Regions from separate parts of the Homo sapiens genome. Here region 2 is linked to region 1. The links are chromatin loops, found by intact Hi-C in ENCODE. Cell type or tissue: heart right ventricle. All regions are shown on one strand. Each heading gives the region's core, and the rest is flanking DNA. Links, peaks and the distances in the headings are about the cores only.

What was found. Hi-C counts contacts between places; a loop is a spot of excess contacts. Peaks named below come from ENCODE experiments on the same cell type or tissue, not always from the same donor. Only the 100,000 strongest peaks of a DNase experiment are listed, where the experiment ranks them.
Region 2: a loop joins it to region 1, with 4 times the contacts of the local background. A loop is called at or near these places in 5 of 110 quality-filtered maps.

Annotation. Positions count from the first base shown.
Region 1 is chr13:74,290,021-74,307,086 of GRCh38, reverse strand. The region is part of intron 1 of LOC105370259 (a long non-coding RNA gene); the gene reads right to left. It also overlaps a transcript of KLF12 not described here. Among named protein-coding and RNA genes, the nearest start is that of LINC00402, 67 kb to the right of the region's middle. RefSeq lists an enhancer at 4,831-5,332. In heart right ventricle, for the core only: no CTCF peak of the experiment used is centred there; no DNase peak of the experiment used is centred there; H3K4me3 peaks cover 527 bases; H3K27ac peaks cover 991 bases.
Region 2 is chr13:74,140,720-74,152,700 of GRCh38, reverse strand. It overlaps a transcript of KLF12 not described here. Among named protein-coding and RNA genes, the nearest start is that of KLF12, 12 kb to the right of the region's middle. In heart right ventricle, for the core only: no CTCF peak of the experiment used is centred there; no DNase peak of the experiment used is centred there.

The DNA.
Region 1 (17,066 bases), core at 1,032-9,031:
TGTATGTATTTGCTTATCTTTTAGAGACTAGACAGTCAAGTTCTTAGGAGAGAGAAGACATGAGATACTTTAAAAAGCCACTAATTCAGTCACTTTTGTCATCATTCTGCTCCTCTGTACTCCTAAATTTGAGAGAGACAGAATCAGAGATAAAGAAAGTCACACAGAGAGTGAGCGAGAGAGAAATTAACATTCGATAGTAATGTGACACTGTTGTCATTTCTTGAATGATGAATCTAATTGTCCAAATGTTCTACTTTTATAACAAGAGCATTTTCCCTACATCAAATGCTTCCCCCTCAGGCAGGAGAGACTGGTGCAGCAGTGGTGCAGGATCTAGCCATTGTCCTATCACTTTCACTCAGTCACTTAAAGCTCCTCACACTCTCAAATTACACACATGGTTTTGGTTTGTAAATCACCATGGTAATAAGCACGACATAAATAACTCATAGAGTTCAAAAGAAAATAAAACTAACAATGACAATGAATAATTAGGAAGTAAGGACTTTGTGCACTAGTTCCAATTAAATTGCTCAAAATAAATAAACACACTTGTGCTTTCTCAAATCTGTGGGTGCTAGTCCTCTTTGCCTAGAGAGAATAAAGACAAAATAAATAATAGAAAAACAGATGTATTGATTCAAATATAGTTTTAAAAATAAGAAAGATGGTCTGAAGAGTAAGAAGGGAAATAGCCATTCACAGAGTGATACTCTGCACCCTCAAGAAAAACAAGCCAAACGAAAAACAAGGCTTTTGAAACAAATAGTTTTAAGACAATAATTTCCCAACAGGTTAGAGTTAAACACAAAACTAGGGACTAAAGTGGAGATAAATATGCATAAGAAATGGTTAACAATGTTTTGTCAGCTCAGCCATGACAACATGAATGTAGAAAAAGTCTTTCTTTCAATATTTTGGCCATAGCCTGATAAAGAACCAACAGGGGTTTTCACACAGCACCTTAAAAGCCTGTCTTATCCTTGGGGTTTCTGCAGCCAATGAAAGTTTGTCACGATGATGTAATGCTCCTGAGTTGTGTTTCAGCACCGACTATGTGGTCACCGGGTATCATGCCTGAGAGCTAGGTAAGTTTTTGGATCAAATCTTTCTTTCCAGCCTTTTCCCCTGCTTAAACTAATTTCAGCAGAGAGATCATTTGTTTCTGGTCTATTTTACTATCTCTGAACAATTTTTTAATGTGGGCTGGGTTATCAGAGAATTGTAGAGACAGCTGGTAAACAAAATGATGGGATCTTAGAGTCAATTTTCCTCTGTTATTAGTGTGAAGGCTTTTACTCCCCAGCAATTTATCATCACTTCAGAGGAAAAGAGCAGCAAATAGTGTTATGTTTTATTTGTTAAGGGAGCTCTAGTCATTTGACAAACAAGTTTTACTAGAGAGATATTTTCGGGGAGACGAAAAATATTTCTTTTTAAAGATTGACACTGAATTTTACTGATATCATTAAGTGACCCCCACTGAACTGTAAGCAGTGGAATAAGTTTCAATGTTTTTTATAAATAGAGAATATGTAATTCCTGCCCTCACAGATTTTAAACCTAAAAAAAAGAGAGAGTAAGACAGCACACTAATATTTTTTCCAATTTTTATTTAAGTTAAAAACAATTTTAAAAGGGAAAAAACAACTAAATATGTAGTGACCCTCTGTGGCCTGACAGTTATATGAAGTTAAATGAAGAAAAATTAGATATCAGTAAATAAGTCAGTTTCAGTACCTGGCTGTACAGATGTTTTCCTAAACAACTTTTTAAAATGTAGAGCATTTAAAAATTTTGGATTAGGTAACCAGCAAAAGCAACGGAAATATAGCACTTTACTTTTTCTCTATGGTATCCTCTGCAGATGTGGAGGTTTTAAAAAACTGTTATTGATATCAGTCAAGCTGTGGATTTCTAGCAACATGAAGTACAGAAAACAATTATCCAGATAATTCAAGATTTATGGGGGAAAATACCCTCAAAATTGTTACTGGGGAAAAGAGAATGAGTGGGGAGAAGGGAGGAGGTTAATTATGCATTACCAGCTACACTGATTGAACTACCCAGATGGTTACCATCTTTCACCTTAACTCTGACTGTATAGACACAGATTCTGAGAAAGCCATCTTAAATAAGCGTGTGGAAGAATTATCCTCGGCAATGCGGAATGACAGAAAATGTCTTGTAGAGTTTCTAATAAGAAAAATATTTTTTCTTGTCTTGTAGAACTTGATGTCTGATAGGTCCTAATGCATGTATTCTTTTATCAAAAACTTCACAACTCTCTAACTTGCAAGCTCCTTTTCTCTACCCTCAGCTGAGTTTACCAATTACACTTCACTTTCTCCTACATCTTCTTTCATTTTACCCTCCAATGAACTGGGCCGTCTCCCTACCATACTATCTAAGTAATAAACACGTACTTCACCCCTTACATGAAATTATCGTCCTTTCTTTGTTCCACAGTTAATTCATTTTTCTCTCAAATTAATAACTGCAATGCCAAATAGCTTATATTTTTTAAATTTTAAGTTAAAAATATATTAGCATAATATAAACATAACTCATTTTCCATTTTTACCCACAAATTTTCATGTCATTGCTTTGGTGCTGTAATTGATACTGACATGAGATTTAAGAGATAAAACTCCACATTTCAATAGCATCCTATGCTTTGCTTTCTACATCATAAGTTCTGAACAGGGAGGCAACATGGTTACAAGAAGGTCCGCAAAGTACTGCTCTAGAATTGAGTGAATGAGTGAGCAACGCTTCAGAGTGACTGATGAAGAGAAAAAAAATTTCCACAAAAAGAAAAACAGTATGGATAAGGTGGAGTACAGTGCAAACGATATGAAATTATCTGGTTTCTGATACAGAATTTTTGGATGTGGGCCCTTGGTCAAGGCTGAAAGCCTGTGCCTTTATCACAGAGCTGCAGCCAGTGTACTCACTAGGCTTGGGTTCCGAAAAATCACAGCATCCAGCTAGAGATGGAAAGGGATCAGCATGGAGTTATGCACCCTCATTAGCCTGCAGAGTGGGCCCTCGGAAAGGCCTAGGAGGAATCTGCTTGGGGTTCTGCTTGACCTAGGAAACCTCTTTGATTCTCACTCTGAGATGCAACTGTGCCGCACAAGACAGGATTTTTTAAAACAATGTTTTAAAGGGAACATATTGCTTAAGAAAAGTCCTTAGGGCATGATCTGAGCACTGACATGGACAAATAACGCACCCTTCTGATAAATCCTGATGACAGAGTGGGCCTCGGAAAAGACAATTCAAGGTAGAGCTCCAATTCCAGCATTTCTGAAACCAGGAGGATATATCTGAAAGAATACCTAGAGGATTTGTGCGTTGACAAAGTCTGGTAACGCAGAGAATAAGTTACTGGTTGGTGAAAATCTATTATAGTACTCTACTGTATACCACAAAAGAGGTGTTCAGTAAAAGTCATTCCGTTTTAAGGACAATCTCTTTTTAAATATTTCACTTTCCATTTCATCAAAAAAAGTATATTTTCATCAATAGCATCTTTTATAAACAGAAATGGTCTGAGCTCGTTTAGTTCTTTACCCTACCCATTTATATGATGGAGAGGAAGGCCCACTGGGGTCACTATTAGAAAGAAAGAATGACAGGTATACAAAGAAAACAGAAGTTAGCTATGCCCTCCAAGGTGAATACTGGGAATAGTGTACTCCCAAGATACATAGAAAATGTGGATGTGAAAGCATATGGGAATAGGAAAGACAGGAATTCAATAGTCACACTCGATTATAACTCCACAGTGAAGGTTCTTGGGGCAACTGCCATGTGCCAAGCATGAGATAAGATGCAGACGACACAAGAAGAAAAAGGCACCATTTCTATACTCAAAGAGCTTTCAGTTCTCCTTAAATCAAGTCTTGAAGAATAGGCTAGATATTGGTCAAGTGTAGGAAGAAAGTATGGTTAAAGGAAGAATGACCATACATCCACTTTGCCAAAGATGGTCCCAGTTTATGCCTCTTGTCCTGGTATAACAATCAATACCACTTGGCGTCATTTTCAAAAGTGTCCTGGCTTGGCCTTTACAAATAGGGAACGATTGAAAGGTTTAAAAATGAGTTTAAAAAAATGAGTTAAAGGAGGAAGACTGTTAATTCAGGCAAGAAAATTAGGAGGCCCTGACCCAAGGCATGGATCATGGTGACAGAGAAGAGCACACAGCACTCATTTCCCCTTTTCTTTTGGAAGCAGCACCCCCACCTCCTTTGGCAGAATTTCCCCTCTCCTTTTAGAAGGTGTCCCTGTGAATCAGAAGGCTGAGGGCTCCCTGCTTTCTCCAAGCCAAGCAGTCACATTGGACATGTGAGCAATGGGACACTCTCTCCTGGAATTTTGTCCCTTGAGCGGAATGATGAGAAAAGTGGGAGGGAAACTTGGCGATGATTCAGTCTAGCAGTGGGGACTGACAATCCCAACAAGCAGTTTCTCCAACGGAAAATGCCATAACACCACGGCCCCTGTCATCTCCAAGTCAGTTTCTTCAGTCTTCCTTTTATTCTGTAAGTTTCCTCATGGCCCTCCAATAAATATTCCTTTAGTTTAGTTTGGTTACAGCTGCTCACAACCAGAGAACCTACACTGATAACTGTAATTGCCAATATGCAGTATCTACATATGGAGGAGACAAACTAAGAACAAGTGAGGTGACATGCTAACCAACACTGTCTTTTTCACTCTGTATCTTATCCATTATTTTTGTAAGTGAAGTTCACACCATCATCTCCATCACTTTAATATAGTTTTTAAAATGCTGTTTCTGCTGCATTACTTATTTTCCAATCATCACATATGACTATATACATAGAAATGGGGTTTGCTTTGTGAAAAGATAATTGTTGGTATAGAACTTGGAGGTCCTGCTTCTGCCCCTGAAAGTTCAATAGCCTAGGATTTCTGTTTTCTTGCTTCTTACGATGGCCCCAGTGCTACCCAGGGGCTGCAAAAACCAAAGGCTAAGATTTCATTTAAACCCCAAACCAAAAACATCCTTCACAGATAGATCTTTTCCTGGAGGTTATTTGTCATTGAAATGAATGTCCCTGGGTGATCAGAAGTAAGTTTTTATTGTGGTATTATTCTCCTTTAAACCCTTCAAGGCATGGAGCTATGCCTCTGCAGTTGTAACACGGGAGAGGGTGCTGGGCGGTCATTTAACACGGGCAGCTCAGGTAGGGGGAACAAATGAAAATTGGGGCGGGCAAGAATACTGCGATTGGTTGGATTCCAATGCAGCGTACACTCTAACGCCCTGAAATATGGGATGCAGGAGTCTCCACAGATGCTCCCTGCTGCAGTTCTTGAAAGGCAGGAACAAATTTAAACTGGGTTTTGTGAAAACAAATGACATCATTCCTGCATACTCTGAAAAGCTGCAGCCCCAATGGAACATTTTCTCGTTTTCCCCTTTGCTCTTCTGTGTCTGACTGCAGGGCTTCAGGATTTTATGCTGCATGTTTAACTGGCTAGATCTTGCAGGGAATAACCTTTCATCACTTGCCTCTAAAAATAATAAAACTCACGAAGAAAATATAGAGGCCTGTAAAAGTTCATTTAAAATCACATTTAATCTCCATGTGGCTCTTATCTGAAGATATGACAGCACATGGGAAGAATTCTAGTGATTTGAAAGAAACAATAACAAAATGCTGTATTGGGGACTGTCATCATGGAAATTATGGCCCTGACTTATTTTGGGTGGACTTTATTGTACAGTGTTCAGTGCTGGTGATTAGGAGAACTAGGATTTCCATTTAGGGATTTTTCTGGGTTCACATTGTTAACTGCAAAAGTAATCAGGGATCTGGTACATTTAAGACAGTCAGCTAAGGGCCATATTGAAATACTGTTCTAGATGTACTGTTCCTCATTGCAGATGTCTACAAAAATAAAATAAAATAAAAGGTAGGTGAGTCAGAAAGTTTTTTAAAACAGCAAGTTAGCTGATTTTTAGAACATGGCTTAAGAAGCTAAGGCACTTAGAAATATAATAGTGAATCTTCAACATACCAAAACCTGATGGAAATTTTCTCATGAAGATAATATTTGCTTAATCATTGTCCTAAGCCAAAGGATGTCCCAGGAAGTTCTCTATTTGTCAATGTCAGTCTGTAAGAGCAACTGCTTGAATAAGTACTGTGAGAGTCCTCCAAGACTCAAAGCCTACCTTGTTTTCTCAATCTCATCCCAGGAACCCAGGCCTAACTGTTGACTTCCCTTAAATCAGCTTCCAGAGATAATTCTGAAAACTACTTATCTTTATTGCAAATGATTATTAAAATCTTTACAATTCAAATTTCCTCAATATTACTATCAGATGGCAAACAGAAAATTAATCTCAAACTGCAAGGATGAATTTTATATAAAAAGCTATACGCGATGACTTCTAGACTAAGCCCTGGGCATGACATCTTTTACTCCTCAAACTTGCAGTGATCTATTTAGGAAGCAGTGGCAAGGTGATGGTTGTCTCTCTCATTGAAATGAAACCAGCCCAGAGACAGATTTAAAGAGAAATGAAGAAACAAGTCCATCCACCCACCCCTACCACACCTTCTTTGAACATGAATTTTACAGCTTTGTCCTTGATTCTTGCTTCTATATAATCTCTTTGACCTTCAAACCTTAGAGGTCATCTTTAACAACCCCATTCTTGTTCATGTTATTATGAATTAAACAATGGCTACTGTGTAGAACCAAAGACAGAAATATGCCAGCAATCAAGAACAATCTCTAAAACAAATAGAGATAGATGTATGAGTCAGGAAGCCAATAGACTATTTGATTAAATAAACACTTTTTTTTATTATCAAGGATGATAGCATTTTTTATTGCCCTCTTGTTGAAATTCCCCTCTCATTCTAAAAGAAAATTTTAAAATATTTTTTCTGCGTAAGTTCCTCTATTCAATTATCTGAATTTTTTTAAAGATGCCCAATTAGCTCCTCTCATAGGATAAAAGGTGATTTCCCCTTTTTACAATGGTTTTTTTTTCCATTAGGGATACTCTTTACATACAGGGAGTCTGCTTTCTACGTCCCAGGCTGGGAAAAAGAGAAGTGAAAACTTTTCAGCATTTCTCTACTTCTTTCTGAACTTCCAGAAGCCTCTCCTCTTCCTCTTTCTTATTTTGTCTTTCTTTCTCCTTTCCTGAACTGCTGGCGCTGAAGAAACAGAGCTAGAGGCTTGGGGATGCAGTGGCTGCTTGGGCCCTCCATTGGCCCAAATAATACTTGAGCCTTAAAAAAGGAGAAGAAGAAATAGAAAATAGGAACACTACTTGAAAATTTTTTAGTTCTGCTTCCTCTGCTTTAAATTCACTCCCTGGCATGCCCATGCTGCAAGTTTTTCATCAAAACTCTCTATGGCAGTTCTTCAAAAAATATGTCTTATTAGCCCTTAACGCTAGGAAAGTTTATAAAAAGGGGGGAAAGTATTAAGAGATGTAAAGAAACCTGAATTCCATTTGCTTCTGTTGATCATTGCTGTGTAACCTAAGTCAGGTTGATATTATTTGAAAAACAGTGGAAAATCTACAATTAATGAAATCTGCCCCAAATTTGATAGAAAATATTGCCACAAAACTGACAAAATTGTGTATATCCACTCCAATTTATGAAGTAAGCAAATAAAAAATATTGTGAAAGCATATATAGGGTGAAAGGACAGAAAGTCACCAGCAAAGCCTGAGCCAGGTCACATTGCTCTTCCACTCAGAATTTCCCAGTGGCTTCCTGTCTCTCAGAGAATGTCCAGTGCTCTTGCAAAGGTCTGCATTTCTTTCTGTACTCTACTCCACCTTCCTGTCAGACCTCCACTTCTCCCCGCTCTTTCTCATTCACTCAATTCCAGACATACTAAACATGCTGCTATTTATTGAACCGCCCAAAACATGTGTCAGCCTCAGGGCCTTTGCATAAACCAATTCCCATACCTGGAACAGTGTTCCTGCAGATGGGCCTATGTGGGCACCCGCATTTCCTTCAGATCTTGAATTTCTGTCTGCCATGGTCCTACTTACCCATTGCATTGGTTTTTCTTTCCTTGTTGAGAATTCCGTTCTTTGAGGTTGCTCTAACTGTAATCTTTGGACAAATATAGTAGACTGAGGGCCCTCATGGAATTGAATTCTCACAACGCTGTTTGAGCACAGGAGTCCCTGGTTTCAATTAGTCATGTAAAATGTGTGCTTCAAAACAAGCCAACTTCTTCCCTTCCTTAAGAGTAATATATTAAGAAGCAGGAATATGCTAAATACAGAGCTAAATGTTAATCTATTTTTCCCATGTTTCCGTATTTTTAATGCTTCTTTATTCTTAGGCATAAAACTCTTTTTATAGTGCTCTAAATTTCTAAAGAATTTAAGACATTATACTTCTCCAGCCTCTATAACTTCAAAATCTACCACTTGCTGATAAAACCCTGCCATTTTAGCCTCTCTTCTTTTTTCCTACTCCTAACTCCCATATGGGTCTGAAATCTGTATATTAATATAAACACTACTGCTCAATAGAACTTTCTGCAACAATGGAGGCATTCTGTATCTGCCCTGTTCAATACAGAAACCGCTAGCCACATGTGGCTGTGGAGCATTTGAAACGCAGAACAACTTTTTAATTTCTAGAAGGGCATCTTTAATGAAGCTAAAGTTCACCTACCAAACATGGGAACAGCAGATGACACCTGCCCAATTTCACAGTCTACTTCTATATCCATCTGCAACCCCATGTTCCTTTCTTCTCCCTGACACACAATTTATTACTTACCCAATGTCTTTCAGGCAAATTCCTCTGAAAAGTATTTAAATGCCATAAAACTACTTTGACAGCCAACTCTCAGGCATCTGTAGTGACAGAGTATGTATGTTTATCAACAATATAATAAAACCAGGGCTTCACATTAACTTTGGGTTTAGAATCTCCTACATTGACTCTGCTACCAGAATAGCAGAATATATTTCATTTCATTTCTCTTGACCACACCGTACAGGCGATTGTAGACCTTGATTTCCAGTCGGAACGATTCAGAAGAGAAAGAGTCAATGAAATAGAGACATTCATAATGTGATTTCTGAAACATCACAAATGTTTGATTACATAAAATATAAATTCTCCCATTTTCCTCAATGAATTCTTATTACCTATGATAATTTGACATTACATAAAAATTAACAGTGTTCTTAGAAATACTGTGGAGAAAATACAAGATTTCAAGTTTGTCCAAAGGAATTCACTCAACATATGTTTAAGATGCTATACAGAATGTATTCGATTTTAAATTTTTCTTTCTTTATAATTATAGAAATCTCTGTATAACATGGGCCATACCAATGTTTTATTTATCTTTGCCTCTTTATTTCTAGGTAGGATTTTGTTTGTTACTCTCTTGACATTGTATCTGCACAAAGTTGCTACAGTGGTGCTACATCAGTGAGTAAGATATTAGCTCCCAGCTAGACAAAATCTATCAAAAGCCCAGGGGGCAAAATACAGCTGCCCACAGTTCCACAGTACCTATAGAGACACTTCAAGCTTGTGCTTCCTATTTTGCAGATTACTGTTTTTGAGATACTTCCTGAACAAAGCAAATTGAACAAACAGTAACTACTATTCCAGGAGAGTCAGAATACACAGTGACATATTAAAGGTTCGGAGAAGTCCAGTAGAAAAGAAATCTGCTGGAATTTTTTAAACCCAGTGTTTCTGTATATATTTGGCCTTAAAACACTATTTTCTCACCTGACATCTCTTAATAGGCCCTGCAACTAGTGCTCCAGGGAATACACTGAGAAATCCTGTCTAGGCATTAAGCTATTCCAGGGATCAATTTCCTGTTTCTGAATAGTCTGGCATATTCTAGCTCTCAATAGGTTCAATAAATACAGAAACCCTATAGGCCCAACTGAATGTCTATGTCTAAGTTTGAGAGGTTTCCAAGAGGTTGATAAGATGAATGAATGAATGAATGACTTTCACTTTGTATTCCAAGAGTCCCCCCCATGAGAACTTTTCTGGCAGTTTATAGTTGCTATGTTACCAAGAGGTTTCAAACATATTTGGGATCACAACTGCTCATCAAGCTACAAATTTGTCATTAATTGCAGATGCAATTAGCTATACAATTACTCTCCAGATCTGTAGGCTCTTGTAGACAAGAGTTCCCTACTAAAAATACCTGGACAGTCTGTTACAAATAGCAGTTCCCAGGACAGGATAACACACAGCAATTTGCATGATTTGCTTGGGGTTTAGCTTGATTTCTTTGAGACTAGAGGAATAAGCTCTCTTATGTGATTTGGTCAAGAAAATTATCTGTGTAAGGATCTCCTGTGCAAGTATTGTATGGTGAAAATGAAAAGTACCTTTGAAAGTCAAAAAGGTATCATTAAAATAGTTTTCTTTCAGGAATAAGATTGCTTCGTGACTTTTTCAAAACAAATAATGAGTGAAAATGAAAGGATTTATGAGGTGTCCAGATTTTAGAATTTTACAGTTCATTAGTTATGTTTTATCTACCTAATAACTATCTCCAACCACTCAAAGATGTGACTATTGCAGACAGTTCTCTTGCCTGCTCCACAAATTTTTCTCTAATAAAGACACTAACCCACACTTTTCATCTATGTTTAAGACGAAACCAGGCTATGGCAGTAGATTGGATGAGATAGTACCACATAGAAGATAAACCTTGGAGTCAGAAAACATAGGTTCAAATCCCCACTCTAACAGTTAAAATTATGTAACTATGCAAGGCTACTTAACTTTTCTGAATGTCAGTTTCTGAATCTGTGAAATAAGTATTATAGCACCTACAACAAAGAATAATCAAGGAATCGGGAAAGATTGTGGACACAAAGCATTTAAAACCAGCCCTGAAAATTAAAAAAAAAAAAAAGTGCTACAAAAATGGGGATTAGGTCAGGCACAGTGGTTTATGCCTGTAATCCCAGCACTTTGGGAGGCTGAGGTGGGTGGATCACCCGAGCTCAGGAGTTCCAGACCTAGACAAAATGATGAAACCCCATCTCTGCTAAAAAATATAAAAAAAAAAAATTTGGTTGGTCAGGGAGGCGCATGTCTATCATCCCTGCTACTCAGGACGCTGAGGTGGGAGGATCGTTTGAGCCTGGGAGGTGGAGGTTGCAGTGAACTGAGATCACGCCACTGTACTCCAGCCTGGGCGACATAGTGAGACCCTGTCTCAAAATAAATAAGTAAATAAATTTTAAAAAGAAAAGAAAATGGAGATCAGTACTCTAAACCACTATTTTTAGTCCAGGAAAGCTTTCAGAATTATTTTTCTCTATATATCATTTCTAGAATATAATATTTGAGCATCCATTTCTTTAAATTACATATATTGATTCTATTATTTTATTAAACAAATGCTTGAATCATTAAGGATCGAAAAATAAGGGAAAGTCCGTTCCACTGAGGGGTCACAATCACGTTGGGGCAACTGCCATGAGCACAAATCATAACAACACACCACAACAGCACATTACAGCAAGTATATTTTGAAAGAGGCATAATCACAGTGGTTTGGGAGGACAAAAAGGAGTGGCAAATTCTGCCCAAGTACAAAGGCTCAGGCTCCTTAGGGAAGAGAGCAAAACCAAGGGGATTTTCTGGGTTGGAGGAGAGAAGGAAGAGTATTTCCACAGATATATTGGGAAAGGAGATGTTCAGTGGGGCTGGAGAATGCGTTATGTGTGGTTTATAGGGAGTGGAGGCAGGACATGAAGAAAGAGGTTCAAAAGAAAGAGGTTAGAAAAGCAAAACTTGGTCAGGCTGGAAAGGAAAGGAAGAGGGAGGAGTAATTAAGCTATCGAACATCTGCTATGGCCATCATACACTAGATGCTTTTACCTACAGTCCTCCATCTAAATCATGACAACACTACCAGATAAGCAGTAGTATCTCCATTTTGCAGATAAGGAAAGTGTGCCTCTCTGAAGTTAAGCAAGTTGCCCAATGTTACATAAAAGGAAATTGAAGGAGTTTGTATTCCAGCCCAATTTTGTCAGGGGACAGAGCCTATGCCAACCTCTATTTTAAGCAAGGGGAGCCAGCAGGGGCCTTTAATCAGGAAAGGAGCTCATCAAAACAATTTTTGAAAGAAAAATAAGGAGATAAAATATGAGATGATGGATTGGAGGGAGGTGCAGCTGGGGCTTGGGAGATAAATCGGAGGTTATTACTGCTTTGCAGGGGAAAAATGAGGAAGGCCTCAGCTGAGGCAGCGCCTGTGGGGATGGAGAAGAGAGAAATATTTCTTAGACTCAAAATGGCTTGGTTACCAATTGGATGTGAATATACCTCAGAACAAAATCTCTTAACACAGTTACAAGAGAATGCATGTGGAAGAGGCCAGGCACAGTGGTTCACGCCTGTAATCTCATCACTTTGGGAGGCCGAGGCGGGTGGATCACAAGGTCAGCAGATCAAGACCATGGTGGTCAACATGGTGAAACCCCATCTCTATTAAAAATACAAAAATTAGCCAGGCATGGTGGCGCGTGCCTGTAATCCCAGCTACTCAGGAGACTGAGACAGGAGTATCACTTGAACCCAGGGGGCAGAGGTTGCAGTGAGCCGAGATCGCACCACCGCACTCCAGCCTGGCCTAAAAAAAAATAGTAAATGACCTCCTTAAAAATTCTCTTATTAATTTGGGGGATTAGAAAACCAAACATGTGACATTATGTCATCTAAACCAGTGCTTCACTTAATGGGTCCGATGTACATGATTTGGATGATGGGTGCCTAAAAGCCCTGACTTCCCTACTACACAATCGGTGCATGTAACAAAATTGCCTTGTACCCAATAAAGTCATACAAATAAAAATAAAAATAAACTCCTGCTACTTACTCAAAGTGTGGTTCACAGACCAGCACATGGCTTCACCTAGAAGTTTTTGGCAATGCCAAATCTCATGCCCTACTCCCGGCATTCTGGAAAAATATGTATTATTTTAATAAGGTCCCTTTGACGGCTTAGTGATTGTAGATACTTTAAAGTTTAAGAAGCACTAATCTAAGACAACTAACATTGAGGGTAGTGGAGGAGTAAGAGGTGAGAGGAGATAGCCAATTTTCTTTAAAAATGGGCTGTACATTCAGAATTTCAATCATGACTCTATACACTTTTAAGAGCATTCTGGTGGTTAGCACTAATTTTATTTCATATTACGTTTACCATGTTCAGAAGTTTCTAGAAAAAGAAGCAGCCACAGGTGCTGACATGGCCAATATACAAAAGGCAGATGCTCCTTCAAATGCAGTGTTTTATAAAAGACTGCCAAAATCCAAGCTATAACTGGATGATTAGGTGGCATTTGAACTGCTCGTTTGGAATGTCAGCAGGGATAATGCTTACGTAAGCTGGATGCCATCTTATATAGTCCTTCAGTTACTGGGAAATAGAAATCCAGAAGAGAATCTATTTTATCATTATGATGGACTGAGAAAGAGAACAGAAAGATCTTAAAATATTCTGTGACACTTCCGTCAGTTCATTTCATACATATGCATATTAATATGTGTGTAGGTGTGTGTAATGTTGAGAATGTCTGGGATTCTTGAATTTACTATTATATCCTGCATTTACTAATCTGATCTCCAATTCTCATTTTTTCAGTCCCTCGATTGTACCCAAAAATTCGTGAGGATCACAGCCAATATGAACAGGTTTTGAGGGAGTTTGAAGGGGGAAAAAATAGTAGACCTCAGAAAGGGTACACCAGCTAAAAATCTTCACCCAGGATTTTCCCTGGAATCTCTTCTGGCCCAGCTTCCCACACCTCATCTACCCTAAAGAGCACTGGCACCCTTTGGGTAAAGAATACTAAAACTGTGTATTCTCATTGTCTTAACATCTCATTCGTATAATGTGATGGGTAAATTGAAATATTTCTGCTTGGCTCAATAAGAAAAGCTCATATACATTCTCAGCTTTGGTATGAGGCAGGGGTGTTCAGAGCCCCTTTCTGGCCATTGCACCTATGTGCCTGTTGTACCCCTGTCCTAAAGAACTTAAGAGTTCCTATTGCTGTCTTCATCAATGCTCATTAACAATGATTTTTAGGAATCTGCTATGTCCAAGCACTTTTCTAGGCTCTGGGCTCAGAAGCAAACAAAGATGCTACTCATGTGGACCTGACATGCTCAAGAGAGCAAAACAGATAATAAACAAATTAAAAATACAACATAAAATCATGTCTAGTGGCAATGGAAAAGCATAACATGGTGTTATGGGAAAGAGAGTCATAGGGAAGCCATTTCAGCCAGGGTGTTAAGTCAGATTTCTCTTGTTAATATTTGAACTGAGACCTGAAGAAAGTGACGAAGGTACACTTGGGAGGGGAAGCATTCCAGGCAAGGGGAGCTGCAAAGTAAAGTCCTCCAGCCAAAACATACTAGGCTTATTTGGGAAGTTGCAAGAAGGTTAGTATGGCCTGGATAGAGTATAGGAGAAAAGGAGTGACAAGAAATGATCAGTAAGGAGACAGGTCATGTAGATTCTGGAAGGACCTTATGGACATAACAAAGTTAAAACCACAAACATACAAAAAAAAAAAAAGAAAAAGAAACCCTTTCATTTACTGAGATAGGCACTATGCTAATAAAACATATATACTTTATTCAGTCTCATTCTCACAATCTTCCCACCCCATACCTGGGTATCATCATTATCCTTCAAGAGAACTGAAGTTTAGATAGATTAATTATAATGATCAAGGTTGCAAAGCTACTAATGGTTGGAGTTGGGATTTGAACTCAGGTCTGTCTGACACCAAAGGCCCTTGTACTCAACACCATGCTGTTACTAGAGAGAGAGCTCTTGAATCAAAATTCACATGCACTTTGTTGGTAGAAATACCAGGAAGTTCAAGTACAGTGGATACAGCTCTAGGTCCTTCTAACTTTAATAGAATGGTAGTCTATTCTCTACTTTTTACTGCAATTAAACTTAACTTTGGTCTCATTTCCCATGCTCTTAACACAGTGAGCATCTCGTTGAATGTCCAATGTCTACAATAATATTGTAAAGCATTTATTTAAACTATAAAATAATCAAATTTTACAACATCTAGCTAACCTGTGATCAGACTCTGCAAACAATAAGTTCTGATACACAGCTGAGAAGACATTTTGATTTCAAAAATAGTTGATATTAGCTACTGAATTTGAGGTATGGGTGCCCAAAATATCTGGTGCTTTCTACCTCTTCCTAATTTACATCATCTTTGCTGATTTGTGTGCCTGCTTTTCCAGATTTCTCTCACTAAGGTGTAGATACATATATGTATATCCAGTCAGGGAGGTCTATTCCATATATAGTCATCCTTTCTCATCTCATTCTCCTACACATGAACACTTTCTAGTCTTTTTCTGCCGGTTAAAATCCAGTTGCTCCTTTAATGCCCTGCCCTTCTCACTGGAGCATTTAATATACAGCCCTGCCTGTGGACTGGATTAACCTTCGCCATATATGTTCTGCTTCGCCAACTGACAATGAACAGACTGACCTTGTTGTCTATATCTCTGAGGATGTGACTTTGCCCAGAGAGCCATGCTTGGGGCCTCACTTGCCACCACAGATGATGAGACTTTTGAGCCTCAGCTTAAGATCACTACCAACACTTCTTCCTGGCCTCCCAATCACACTTGCATCTCATGCTGACCAGAACATTTATTTGAATGTTTCAGTTAGTTGAATAATTCCTAACTCATGCACAACTGATTTATCTAACTGTCAGCTTCATTATAAGGTAGTGTAGTTTTCAAACCTATTTATAGGCATTTCCTCAGAAAAGCCCAGGAATCTGAGTGACCTGAAGCACACATTTAATGGCACAAAACCCTAACTGATTTAAAAATAAAACCCACTTAGGACAAAAATAAACCAGGTAGGTTTTCCCTCCTCCAATGCCCTGTATCCTACAAACTGGTAAATTTTAGATCTAGTTCTTTTTAAGAAAGCTCTGCTCACTGGGGCAAAAAATTGTTGTTGTAGAATAAGTGGAATAAGTTTGTTTTCAGTTAGGCCAGTGGGACAATATTCAGCTAAGCATACTCTTTCTAGAAACACTTCAGTGAAAGTTCTGTCCAACTGTTTGTTTGTTCATTTATTTTAACAAAAAACAGACTTTTCCTATGTTGCGTTTGCTGTGCAAACGGAGCTAGCATCCAATGGCATGTAAATCAGGTATAAATTATAAAGGTTTTTATATTTGTCTTCAGGACAACAACGTTTAAAATACTCTGCCTTCTCCAACAGTTTGTTGAAGTGCAGAAGCTGAAAAAATTCTGGGCTTGTAAAGAAACTGCAATGCCTAAAACTCTCCAGAAGTACTCAGAATGACAGGGCTCTTAACCAATAATACGTGAGATTCACGGAACACATTGTCACTACTCAGCAAATAATAAGAGGCAGGTATAAGTATGACATCATTGAAATACAGTCTCATTGGCGGTTCCTCTGTGTGCTGGTTACTGCTCTATTTGTGGAAGCAGCAGCCTTATTCAAATTAACCTTTTCACGCAGAGGGGTGGAGGGAGGTAGTGAGTAATATGCGGCAGTCTTTTCCCTGAAGGTGATGTGCTCTCAAATTCGCTTTGCATTGCCTTTGAGCAGACAAAATAAAAATAAATTCAGCTGTGGCAGTGTTTCACAGGGATAATAGCTGCTGGAATTAGATCAGGTCAGTGGAAAGGAATGAAAAAGAATCTGTGGCTGAGTTCAAGCAAATTTCTGAATTTTATTCTAGCTTTTATTCTTTCCCCCTTATTATTTCTCCGTGTCTCATTCGTGGTGTCAACGGCTGCAGAGACTAAACTTGGAATCCCTCCAATTGGCCATTTGAGAGGGAAATTTCTTTGAATATTAATACCTCTAGCCCATGCTGTCTGGGGGTCTAGCAGACAGGTCAGATTAATGGATGGTTTTCTGGCATTGTACAAATACTCAGGAGTATGAAGCTGATGAGATAATTTAATCACATTTACTGT
Region 2 (11,981 bases), core at 1,280-9,279, 150 kb after region 1:
ATGTTGCCCAGGCTTGTCTTGAACTCCTGGGCTCAAGTGATCCTCCCACCTCAGCCTCCTAAAATGCTGCAATTACAGGTGTAAGCCACAGCACACAGCTGATTTTTTAAATTATTGTTTATGTAGAAACCTTGTGTTGCCCAGCCTAAGAGCCCTCTATTTAAAAGCAAGCATTTAAAAATAGCTTGTAAGTTTGTCAGGTGGCACAAAAGTACTAGCAAACAACAACAACAAAAAATTGGTTCTTAGGGAAGTAATACAATTATGCAAATATGGTGGGGTACGAACCTGAAGGTAAAAGGGTAAAAGCTAATGTTTGAGAGGGGAGTACTCTAGAAAAACTTACTGAGTTCATACTTTGCCTGGAAAGGAAAATAAGTTCATGTGGACCCTAAGTTATATAAGAATTATGTGTACCAGAATGACAAATAATTAATAATGAGAAACTTAGTATAATATTGCTGCCAACCAGCCTGTATTGAGAAATCAAATTTTTAAAAATGGCTTAGTAAATCTGGAATCAGAGCAAATGTGTTGGGTGGTCTCTCAGGCTATTTTCATCACTGTAGGAGCCCAGTGGACTGTTTTTCTTCATTAAAGGACTGTACCATCCAGAGCATCTATTTATATTCCAAAGTCAGGCCACCCTCGTGCTTGGAAAATACTGCCAGAAATGAACCATCCTCACAGTGTTAGTTGCCCTTTTTATTCTCCAGGAGTGCTGCTACTCTTTAGTTTGCATTTGTTCACCTCGTCTCTCTTCTTTTCAACGTGCATTTTTTAACATGTTGCCAAATAATTAGATTATTTCTTATTCCTATTATTTTTGGTTGGTTACTTTCACCAGCACTTAAAGAGTGATCTTTATTCTTAATGTCATTACCGTAATGTCTTCAAATCACATTGCAGATAGGTTACTTCTGTCAAGTCTGTTCCCTGATTTGTATATTTATAAGCTTCAATCATTTCCTAGCCAGAATATCTTAATTTCTTTTGACTTCTTCCTGGGTTTGGAGAATCTTCTTATTTATTTATTTATTTATTTATTGAGATGGGGTCTCACTCCATCACCCAGGCTGGAGTGCAGTGGTGCGATCTCAGCTCACTGCAACCTCTGCCTCCCAGGCTCAAGCAATTCTCCTGCCTCAGCCTCCAGAGTTACTGGAACTACAGGTGTGCACCACCACACCCAGCTAATTTTTGTGTTTTTTTTGTAGACACAGGTTTTCGCATTGTTGCCCAGGCTGGTCTCAAACTCCTGGGGTCAAGCAATCCGCCCACCTCGGGCTCCCTAAGTGCTCGGATCACAGGTGTGAGCTACCGTGCCCGGCCTGGAGATTCTTCTTAATTTGAGGCTTGTACAGCTTTTATCCACTGACAAAATGCTTAATCATATTTTGTTTTAATCTAGTTGTAATTATAGTTTTAAATAAAAATGTAATACAAAAATATTCCCCAAATGACATTTCTTCATCCTATCTCAAGACCTAGCATTCAAAACTATTACTCTTCAGTCCTCGTTTAGTGCTCTAAGGCAAATTCTCTATCCACACTTGCAATTACCTAAATAAGTTAACAGTCATTCAACCAACCGCTAAAAAACTTATTGCCTATGTTAAGTCCTAAAATTAATAATCAGGGACAGAGCACCACTATTTTATTACATTATAAGTAGTTACTAATAAGAGTTTTATCTTTTTAATTCATGGAATCAAAGTCATTGAAAATACAGTAGTTTCAGATACCCAAGCTCAACTGCAGTCTGAAAATATTTAAATGGAAAATTCCAGAAATAAACCCAAAGTTAGTTCTGGGTACTGTGATAAAATCTTGCACCTTCTGGCCTGTCCACCCCAGGACATGAGTCTTTCCTTTATCTAGTGTATCCACACTGTTTGTGCTCCTCTGCCCCCCTTGTGTCCCTTAAAAGTAGCCATCTTGGTGATCAGGTTGATGGTCATGCTGTCACAGTACTTGTGTTCAAGTCACCCTTATTTTACTTACTAATGGCCCCAAAGCACAGGAATACTGACGCTGGGAATTCAGATATGCCATCAAGTGTTTCCTTTAAGTGAAAGGTAAAAGTTATCAATAAAAAGGAAAGAAAAATAGTTTGTTGATGTTGCTAAGATCTATAGTAAGAATGAAGCTTCTATCCATGAAATTGTGAAGAAGGAAAATAAATTCATGCTAGTTTTCCTGTTGAACCTCAAACTGCAAAATTACAGCCACAGGTCATGAATAGTTGAGATGGAAAAGACATCACATTTGTGAATGAAAGGCATGAACGAAATGTGTTCCAGTTGATGGCAGTTAGGTTCGCCACTGTCCACAATTTAGGGACCCACTGGGGGTCTTGGAACATTTTCCCCTCAGATAAGGGAGACTACTGTACTAATGCTCCATTGATGAGTAAATAATGACAGTTGGGTGGGAAGAATTGCTTCAACATGTATTAGAGAGATATTCACTAATTCATTCAGCAATAATTCAGTAGATATATATTGAGCATCAACTGTATTTCTATATTATACTAGGCAACGTGAATACATCAGTGAAATAGAAAAAAAAATCAGTCCTTACTGAAATTACAATCCAGCAGAGGGAGAGAGAAAATAAAAAGCAAGCAAACTATGTTTATTGCTCATGTTAATGTACAGAGAGAAAGTAGAGAAGGGACATGGATGAGGTAAGAAAGAGATTGCTATTTTTGAAAAGGTTGTCTGGGAAGCCCTCACTGACTGGGTGAGCAGAAACCAGAAGGTGAGGAAATGCAACCAGCACATATCTAGGGGCAGAGTCCCCGAGGCAGATGGAATAGCAAGTGCACAGCTGGACGGGATGATCTGGTGTGTTCAGAACAACAAGGAGGCCAGAGGGGGTGAAAAATAATGAGAGAGAAACCTGGGAGATGGGATTGGAGAGGTCACAGGTAGCCATGCCATGACTACCTTAGAAGTCTTACAAGGACTTTGCCCATTACAAGTGAGAGGGGACATTGTGAGGGTGTTGAGCAGAGAGGTTGTAAGATCTAACCTATGTTGTAAGAGGTCCCTCTGGATAGTACCCTGAGAAGAGTCCATAAGGAGGAAAGATGGAAGCACGGAGTCCATTTGTGAGGTGTCCGCAATAATCTAGGTGAAAGGTGAAGGGTAGTAACAATGGAAGTGGTCATGGAATATCAGATTCTGGATATAATTTGAAGGTAAGAAGTCAATAGGGCTTGCTGACATACGTGAGCTATGAGAGAATGAATCAAAGATAATACTAAGCTTTTTAAGCTAACAGTGGATGAAAAGAAGGAATTTTTATTTATTGAGATGAAGAAGATTACAAGGAATAGATTTAGGGTCAGAATAGAGTCAGGTAAAATCTGGAGTTCAGTTTTAGAAAAGGTAATTTTAGGTGCCCATTATACACATGAGTATAGCTATAGAATAGGCAGTAGAATATATAAATCTACAGTTAAGTGCAACTTTAAGATGCACATTTGAGAGTTGTCAGCATATAGATGACCTCTAAGTCTATCAAGACTGATTGAGATCACTAAGGGAGTGGGCTGAGATTGTTAAGACATCCAACAACAAGCCAGGCAAGGTGGCTTGTGCCCGTAATCCCACTACTTTGGGAGGCCGAGACTGGCAGACCAGCTGAGGTCAGGGGTTCAAGACAAGCCTGGCCAACATACTGAAATCCCGTCTCTACTAAAAATACAAAAATTAGCTGGGCCTGGTGGCAGGTGCCTGTAATTCCAGCTACTAGAGAGGCTGAGGCAGGAGAATTGCCTGAACCCGGGAGGCGGAGGCTGCAGTGAGCCGAGGTCATGCCCCTGCACTCCAGCCTGGGTGACAGAGTGAGACTCCATTTCAAAACAAAAACAAAAGAGATCCAAGAATAAACATGAACACTCCAACACTGACAAGATCAGAGCATCAAAACAAAACAAAACAAAACAAAAAAACTGGAGAATGTGGGTTCTCTGGAAGGCAAGAGAAGGAAAATGTTTCAAGGAGGACAAGGTGCTAAACTATCTCTTTAACTATCAGGGTTGTGTTAAACTCCACCTTCTTGAGCTATCAATCAGTGCCAGGTGCTGCTTATAGGTCAAGATGATGAAGTTTAGTGTTTACCACTAGTTTAAACACTAGAGTTAATTGTTGTTGACCTTAGCCAATGCAGATTTAGTAAGCAGAGTGCGGGGTGGGGTGGGGGGGGAGTGAAAGTCTTACTGAATTTGTTTCCAGAGAAGATGGGAGGAGAGAAATTGAGTACAGAAAAAAAAAAAAAAAAAAAAAAAGAGCAGTTTTGGCAGACTTTCATTGTGACAAAGAACAGAGAAATGGGATGGGAGCTGGAGGAAACTGTGAGGTCAGGAGAATGGTTTTTAAATTTATTTTCTAAGACTGGATAAATTATAGCATGTTGTATGCTGAAGGGAGGAATTCAGTGGAGAAGGAAAAACTAGTGATGCAAAAGTGAGAGAACAGGCCGGGGGTGGTGGCTCACACCTGTAATCTCAGCACCTTGGGAGGCCGAGGCGGGTGGATCATCAGGTTAGGAGTTCGAGACCAGCCTGGCCAACACAGTGAAACCCCGTCCCTACTAAAAATACAAAAAATAAATTAGCTGGGTGTGGTGGTACATGCCTGTAATCCCAGCTACTTGGGAGGTTGAGACATGAGAATCGTTTGAACCTGAGAGGCCGAGGTTGCAGTGAGCCAAGATCATCCCACAGCACTCCAGCCTGGGCGACAGAGTGAGACTCTGTCTCAAAAAAAAAGAAAAAAAAGAAGTGAGAAAACAATTATTGGAGCAATATACATAAATGGGTGAGAAGATAAAGAAGCTCAAAATGGAGGAGTTGGCTTTAGATAGGACCAGTGATGGTTTACCCATGGTAGGAGGAGGAAAGGCAGAGCTATCAGAAGATGGGTAGCTGAGCTGTGAAAGTATGTGTGCAAAATCACTCCTAGGGGCTTCTGTTTTCTTAGGGAAAAAAGAAGCAAGCATAGGAGACAAGGCATTGGAAGCTTGAGGTCAGACTGGAGGTATAAAACAGTCAATTGACTAGGGAATGTTGCAGGAGTTCTGGGCGGTACGTAAGTCCCAAAGGAGCATTTCGAAACTCATGTTCCTTGGAAAATATTCCCAGAGTGTTAGAAAGTGAGTTTGAAAAAACTCAGTGACTACATATTTTGGGAAACCACTGTACACTATGTGGCCCAGTCTCCCAGATTCACAATGCCAATTAACAAATTAACAGCCACTGCAGCACCCTCTTTGGAGGGTTGAAGAAAGATGTTTAACATCGTGTAACCAAAATTTTTCCAAATATTTGAGAGCACAGAACTCTTTGTGTAGGAGCACCTATTAGCATTCTACAGAACAGTGTTCCCCAAACTCCAATTTGGAAAATGACTTCTCCAACCAGGAAGGGGTGCACTTGTTCCCCAAGGGAGGCTCTTGCAGTCAGTACTAGTCCATCCACAAGGAACAATGTCTGAACTATGTGAAAAATGCAAAACTTCAGAGTCTCTAGATAAAGAACTGGGGAAAAGCTCACTCATCTTTTCCTGAAGCTCCTTAGCCATGAACCACAGTGAGGGTATAAAAAGCCTTCAATGGCAATTCAGTCTAATGAGAAGAACAATGTGCTGGGATCCATGAATCCAAACCTGACATGCACGGGCTACACAATCTTGGCAAGTCTTCAACACTTAAGTGTCTAAAGGTTCACTAATAAGTTATCTCCACCAGTATCGGGTATAGGATACACAGTGATTAAGAGGACTTGTGTGAAGTCAGTCAACGTAGGTGCAAATCTCAGCTCCATCTCTTACCAGCTGTGTTATCTTGGAAACAAGTTAACTTCCATTGGACTTAGTTTTCTCTTTTCTAAAATGGAAACGATTTCACCTACCCCATTGGCTATCATGAGGGTTAAATGAGAAAATACACATCAAACACTTAGCACATTAATTTTTATACATATATTGTAACAAGAAAATGCAACAACTGATAGAAAATAGTTTTCTAAATTAAAAACTCTATGAAATTGTAAAGCAGCATTAGTTTTTTACTAATAGTGTAGCAAAGGAAACTAAATTAAGACTGTTTTTTAAAAGAAAACATATTAGACAGATAGATTTGGTTCTAAACCATTGCTCCTTATCCTTTTAAAAACCAATATCCCTAATCTGTTTTTCTCCCCAGTGTTTCGGCAACAGTCTACGTAGAGTTTTTTCAAGCTTTGTACTGTCTTACTGCAGAAAGAAACAGCTTTTCTGTTGGGGATAATAATAGTAATAAAATCATATTGTTTTAGATCTGTGGTCCAGCATGTTCTTTACAAGCAGGTATTGCTCCTGATGGAAAAATAAAGGTTATTGAAGGGTTAACTGACTTAGTGAAGGTCAACAACATGGAACAATCATTCTGCTCATAGAGCGGCAGGAAAGTCTGTATTCCTGACATATTTATAACTCTATGGCTAAGATGTTTGCTTAATGTTCTTTTTTATTTAAAGGTCTCTGACCATTTAAACCTTTTGCCTTTTAACTTAGATGTGCTTTGCTGGCTATTAATGCCTTTTAAGTACTTTCTGTATGCTCACATTAAGATCTGGACCTACCAATTTTCAAAGAGTTCTGCTTTGACAAAATTCCAAGGTAATTATAGCAATTGTTTTTTAAAAACATGTTCAAGTTAAAAATAAAACCTTCTTTTAGATTTGAAATTTCAAAGAATTAAATTTCCTTGCTTGTTGTAAGAAGATAATTCTTAGACTCTGTGATACTAAGAATAAGAAATACACTACATTTTGCATATAGGTTTAAAATGTATTTGAGGATGTCTGCTATTAACCTTGGAACATGATCCAAGACCAGGCTCAGAGATAGGAGCTAAAAATCTGAAGCCTAGGTTTTATTGCCAAACCTACAGAGAATTACATGTCTCCTTTCTAACTTTGATGTTTCTAGATAAAAAGGCAAAATATTTATTTGCTGCTTGATTACATGTTACTAAATAAAAGTGATATTTGTAAGTACTGCTGGGGTTAAATTATATAAATATTTTTATTAGCACATGATTGTAAGAGATAGGGATCCCAAAAGTAGATGTGCATGAACAGACACAAGTCAATACACATGCACAAAAAGAGATAGAGTTACGCATGGTGTGTGTCTAGATTTTCACAGCAGACACAGCCATATGTTTCTTATCTCAGCGGCTGCCCAGTGAACTCATGCATGTGGATAACAGTTCTAGCAGGCAAGAAGCCATATAAACAATGAGGATAACTCATAATGAAACAAAGAGGCATGCTAATAGCAAATTGTATCATGACAACAAACCCTACTCAACCAAACTTTTTTAATGAGTAATTTTGATAAATGAATACATCATATATTAACATAATAATCCCATTGAAAAAATAATCACAAGTTTGATAGTGATGGACTGCATAGCACTTTGTTCCATAAGATACGACGGTCACATCTGCTCCCTGACTTTTGTCTAGTTACCTTCATTATAATCTTTATGTGGTCAGCAGGACAGTACCAAGAAAATGTTGCCTGTTAGACAGCAGTTAAATTCCATGAACTGTTTTATTTTTTTCATTGCAATAGTGAAAAAAACTGCTTCTAGATTCAAAGGAATAAAGAATGGGACTTAAATTCTGTTTCTCTTTATGTAATAAATACGATGTACACTTTCTGCTTAGTTTGGGGTGGGGTGGGTAGTGTAATAAAGCTATAGAATTTTATTCATATGGGAAAATTTGTATATGTTAAAAGTAAGCCTTACATTTCACCTGATGTTTTCTTTTGAGAAAATACAGTTGCCCTGTTTAATTCAATGAGAAAAATATTTAATAATTGATGAGGATTTGTTGAGTTGAAAATTGTAAACAAGACGATATTTCAATATAACAGCTCTAAAATAACTAAACAGACATTCTCCGTTGTATTTATTTGCCCTTTCTATAGCACCTATCATCTTAATACTTAGACATAAAAGTACCAGGCATGATGTGAGGATGAAAATATTATGATCCCACCGAATTTTTTTATCTCAGTGAGTTAAAATACAATGTTCAGCCATACATATATTTTCCCTTGTTACTGTGCTTAGTTCTTGAGACTAAAAAATGCCGTGTAGACTACAAATACATAGTGATTGATGTGAAAGAAATACAAAAATGTGGCACTGCACTTTAATTTTAAAATGACTCAGCAGTTTAAATACAAATACGCAGTTATATAGTAGTGGTAGTTAATGGCCATGCTTTGTGTCTTAGTTTCATTCTCATTTTTGAAGAAACTTGTTTTTGTCATAATCTTTGATAACTAGTGGAAGTCCTGAGACCCACAGTAATCTGTTGGGTCTGTCAAGTGAAATATGAAAATGGTTTCCATAATAACAATTATTGATGCACTGTGCAAAATCCTTGTAATTGTAGTTTTGAAGACAAAGTGATTTGAAAGCATCAGATGCCTCACGTTCCTCATTGTATGCAATGGGAATTCACACTCATTTACAAATATTTGTTGAGTGCCTACTACATGCTAGGCAGTTTTCTACACAATGGGCTGTAGCAGCCAACAGGATGGAAAAATTATCTGGCCTTGTGGAACTCCTACTTTAGTGGAAGTGGGCTGCAGACACAGACAGACTGTATGTAACAACAACAATGTAGTATACAGATACTTCTCAACTCACAATGGGATTATGGTCTCAGTAAACCAACTGTAAATTGAAAATACTGTATGTAAAACATGCACCTACCCTACCTTAAACTTGCTCAGAACACTTAACATTAGCCTACAGTTGGCAAAAATCATCTAACACAAAGCCTGTTTTAAAATACAGTGTTGAATATCTCATGTAGTTTATTGAATGTGAAAAACAGAATGGTTGTATGGGCACTCAAGGTATGGCTTCTACTGAATGCATATCCCTTTCACAGCTTCTTAAAGTAAAAAAATTGTAGGTTGGAACATTGTAAATTGGGCATCATCTGTATTAGATGATGATAAGCACTACATAGAGAAAGATGAAAGGGAAGGAGAACCAGGAGTGCTTGTGAGTTTTGCAACTTGCAATAAATTAGCAAGGCTCACCTTGAGGATATGAAAGCAATAGTATAGCTTCATAGGATTCCACGAAGATTAAATTAATTATTATATGAAAAATGCTTCCAATGGTGTGTGGCACATAGTAAATGCTTAATAGCTGTTGGTTTAAAAAATAGGAGTGTCATTTAAGGAGATTTTAAGAAAAGTTTTCATTTGCTCTACAGTAACATTTCTTTATTTGCTATGGCCATTTTTATTTGGAATTGAGAATGAAATTGTATTTGAATTCTGTATAAAAAGATCAAAAAACTAATTTGTGAACTGGATAAAATGTAAAAACCAGGAAACCAAAGTCTTCATGCTTCATGGATAAATTATCCACAATTTGTCTCTGTCTTAATGGAGAGAGAGAGAGAGTAAGAAAGAGGGAGAAAGAGAGAAGAAAGAAGAAAGAAGAAGAAGAGGAAGGAGAAGAAGACGGAATAGGACGAGGAGGAGGAGCAAGAGGAGGAGGAGGAGAACAAGAAGAAGAGGAGGAGAAGGAGGAAAGAGAGGAAGGAAGGAAGGAAAGAAGGAGGGAAGGAGGGAAGGAAGGAGGGAGGGAGGGAAGGAAGGAAGGAAAGAAGGAAGGAAGGAAGGTCTTTATTAAGAATTGATTTTAAGTTTAAAGTTGTATTAGGACACAGAGATGATTCATTTTAACTTCATATGTATTCTAACTTGGAAGCTGCATCAGTTAAGAGAGATGCATACCAAATCTAGCTAAATACTCATCTTTACAAATTAAATTAACTGAGTACATACGTTTTATTGAACTAAAGTACAGAAACTGTATATATTCCTTTAGATTATTTTTCTTGACAAATAACTCTATTATTCTGGTAGGCAACTATATTTACAGGTATCATAGGGTACCCAGAATATCCTAGGCCTTTTGGAAGTTACTTTCATTCTTTCACCGAAAAGCTTTGAGGACTTGCTATGTGCTGAGTGCCAAGTTAGGACTGGTGATAACTGAGAAGTGGTCAGACACAATTCTTGTCAAGCCTTGTAGAGCTTACAGTCTTGTAAGGGAGGGTATGGAAGACCTCATTAGTTGTTCACATCCTTGTAAAGAAGGTGCCAACCCAGTTGTACTGGGAGGAAAACTGACCCCAACAAAAATTAAGCAACCTGTCAAAGGTCACAGAATCAAGTGGCAAAACCAGCAATCAGTTTGTCTTTCTGGCTCTCAGGCATCAGCTCATGTGCTGCTGCTTCACTCTCATTTGAATATGAAATGCAAACGCAGCTTATATTTTGGGAGACACAGATTTGCCTTTTTAATTGTGACTTGCTTATCCAACTTTTAAAAATTAATGTCCATTGCTCAAAGACACGTAAATTCATGGAGTGGAAGGATAAGCCATAAGCAGACTGTGTAACTCAGTGAAGCTAAATTGTGATTCACATTTTGCCTTAGGTAAATCACACATGGATTCATTTAAAATGGACTACATTATGGTTTGTGTACTTTAATAACATATTGACCACATTGTGCAGAAAATATAGTTAAGAAACATCAATCTATTTTGTAGTTTATGAGTTAATGTCCTTAAAATGATGGCCAATAACTTGTAAGCCAATGGTATATTTTTCTTTTTTTTTCTGTTTGCCAGCAAGAATTCAATAGAGAGCCTCACTAATAGAGTGGTTTGCAATTTAGGACTGATTAGGACTAAAACATTATGAAACATTACATAGTAAAAAGGCAACTGCCAGTTGGTTGTTCCAAATTCCATCCAAGAGACCCTTCTTCCTGTCTGCTTTCCTGTGTTTGGTCTCCAGGAACTCATGTGACCCATTTCCAGCCATTGAAATATAAGCAGAGATACAGTTGATGCTTCTGGAAAGCTTTCTAAATGGAACAGACTTGGTTTTGCTCTTAGCCTTTTTTTTCTTCCTACTATGGAGAGGGAGGGGCAGCTGTATTTAAGAAAGGGAGCAGGAAAATAAAATGAGATTGGGGCTTTGGTGTGCCAGGGAGCTGCACAGTCTTGAACTGTGGCTGCTTATTTTTCGATTTCTTGTTTCACTGCAAGGGATGGACAAAAATATGTATCTTTAACTGGCATTAGTTAGGTTTTTCCATTGTTTGTAGATGAAAGCTATGGAAATCAGTATCATAATCTCCCTCCCTCCCTTGTTTCCTCTTATTTTCATTTTATTTTATTTCCATGTTTCTGACCAGGTTTCATTTCTTTCTCCCTATTCTTCTCTATCAGCTATCTAATTCATTTTAGCTTCAACTATGGTAGAACTAATTACCTATTTGATGACTCTCAAATCTATCAAAACTAAAAATGAATCCTCCTGAATTAAGGAATGAAATATAAGATCGTTTCCCATTCTCTTTTCTTTGTACCCCTTCCTCAAAATAGCAAGTTGCTGAATTCTAAGAGTCTGAATTTGTAATGTCTTTCATAGCTGTTCCAACCTTCATTTCTTGATCTGCAGTCCAATTCTATACCCCTGAGCTATACTCCCTCTTCCAATCCTCGTTTCTTTTTTTTTTGTTTGAGACAGTCTCCCTCTGTCACCCAGGCTGGAGTGCGGTGGCACCATCTCGGCTCACTGCAAGCTCCTCCTCCCAGGTTCATGCCATTCTCCTGCCTCAGCACCCCCCACCCCCCGAGTAGCTGGGATTACAGGCGCCTGCCACCACGCCTGGCTAATTTTGTTTTGTATTTTTAGTAGAGATGGGGTTTCACCATGTTAGCCAGGATGGTCTCGATCTCCTGATCTCGTGATCTGCCCGCCTTGGCCTCCCAAAGTGCTGGGATTACAGGCATGAGCCACCGCACCCTGCTCCAACCTTCATTTCTTATCACAGCAATTTGATATCAGTTTCTCATGATTTCT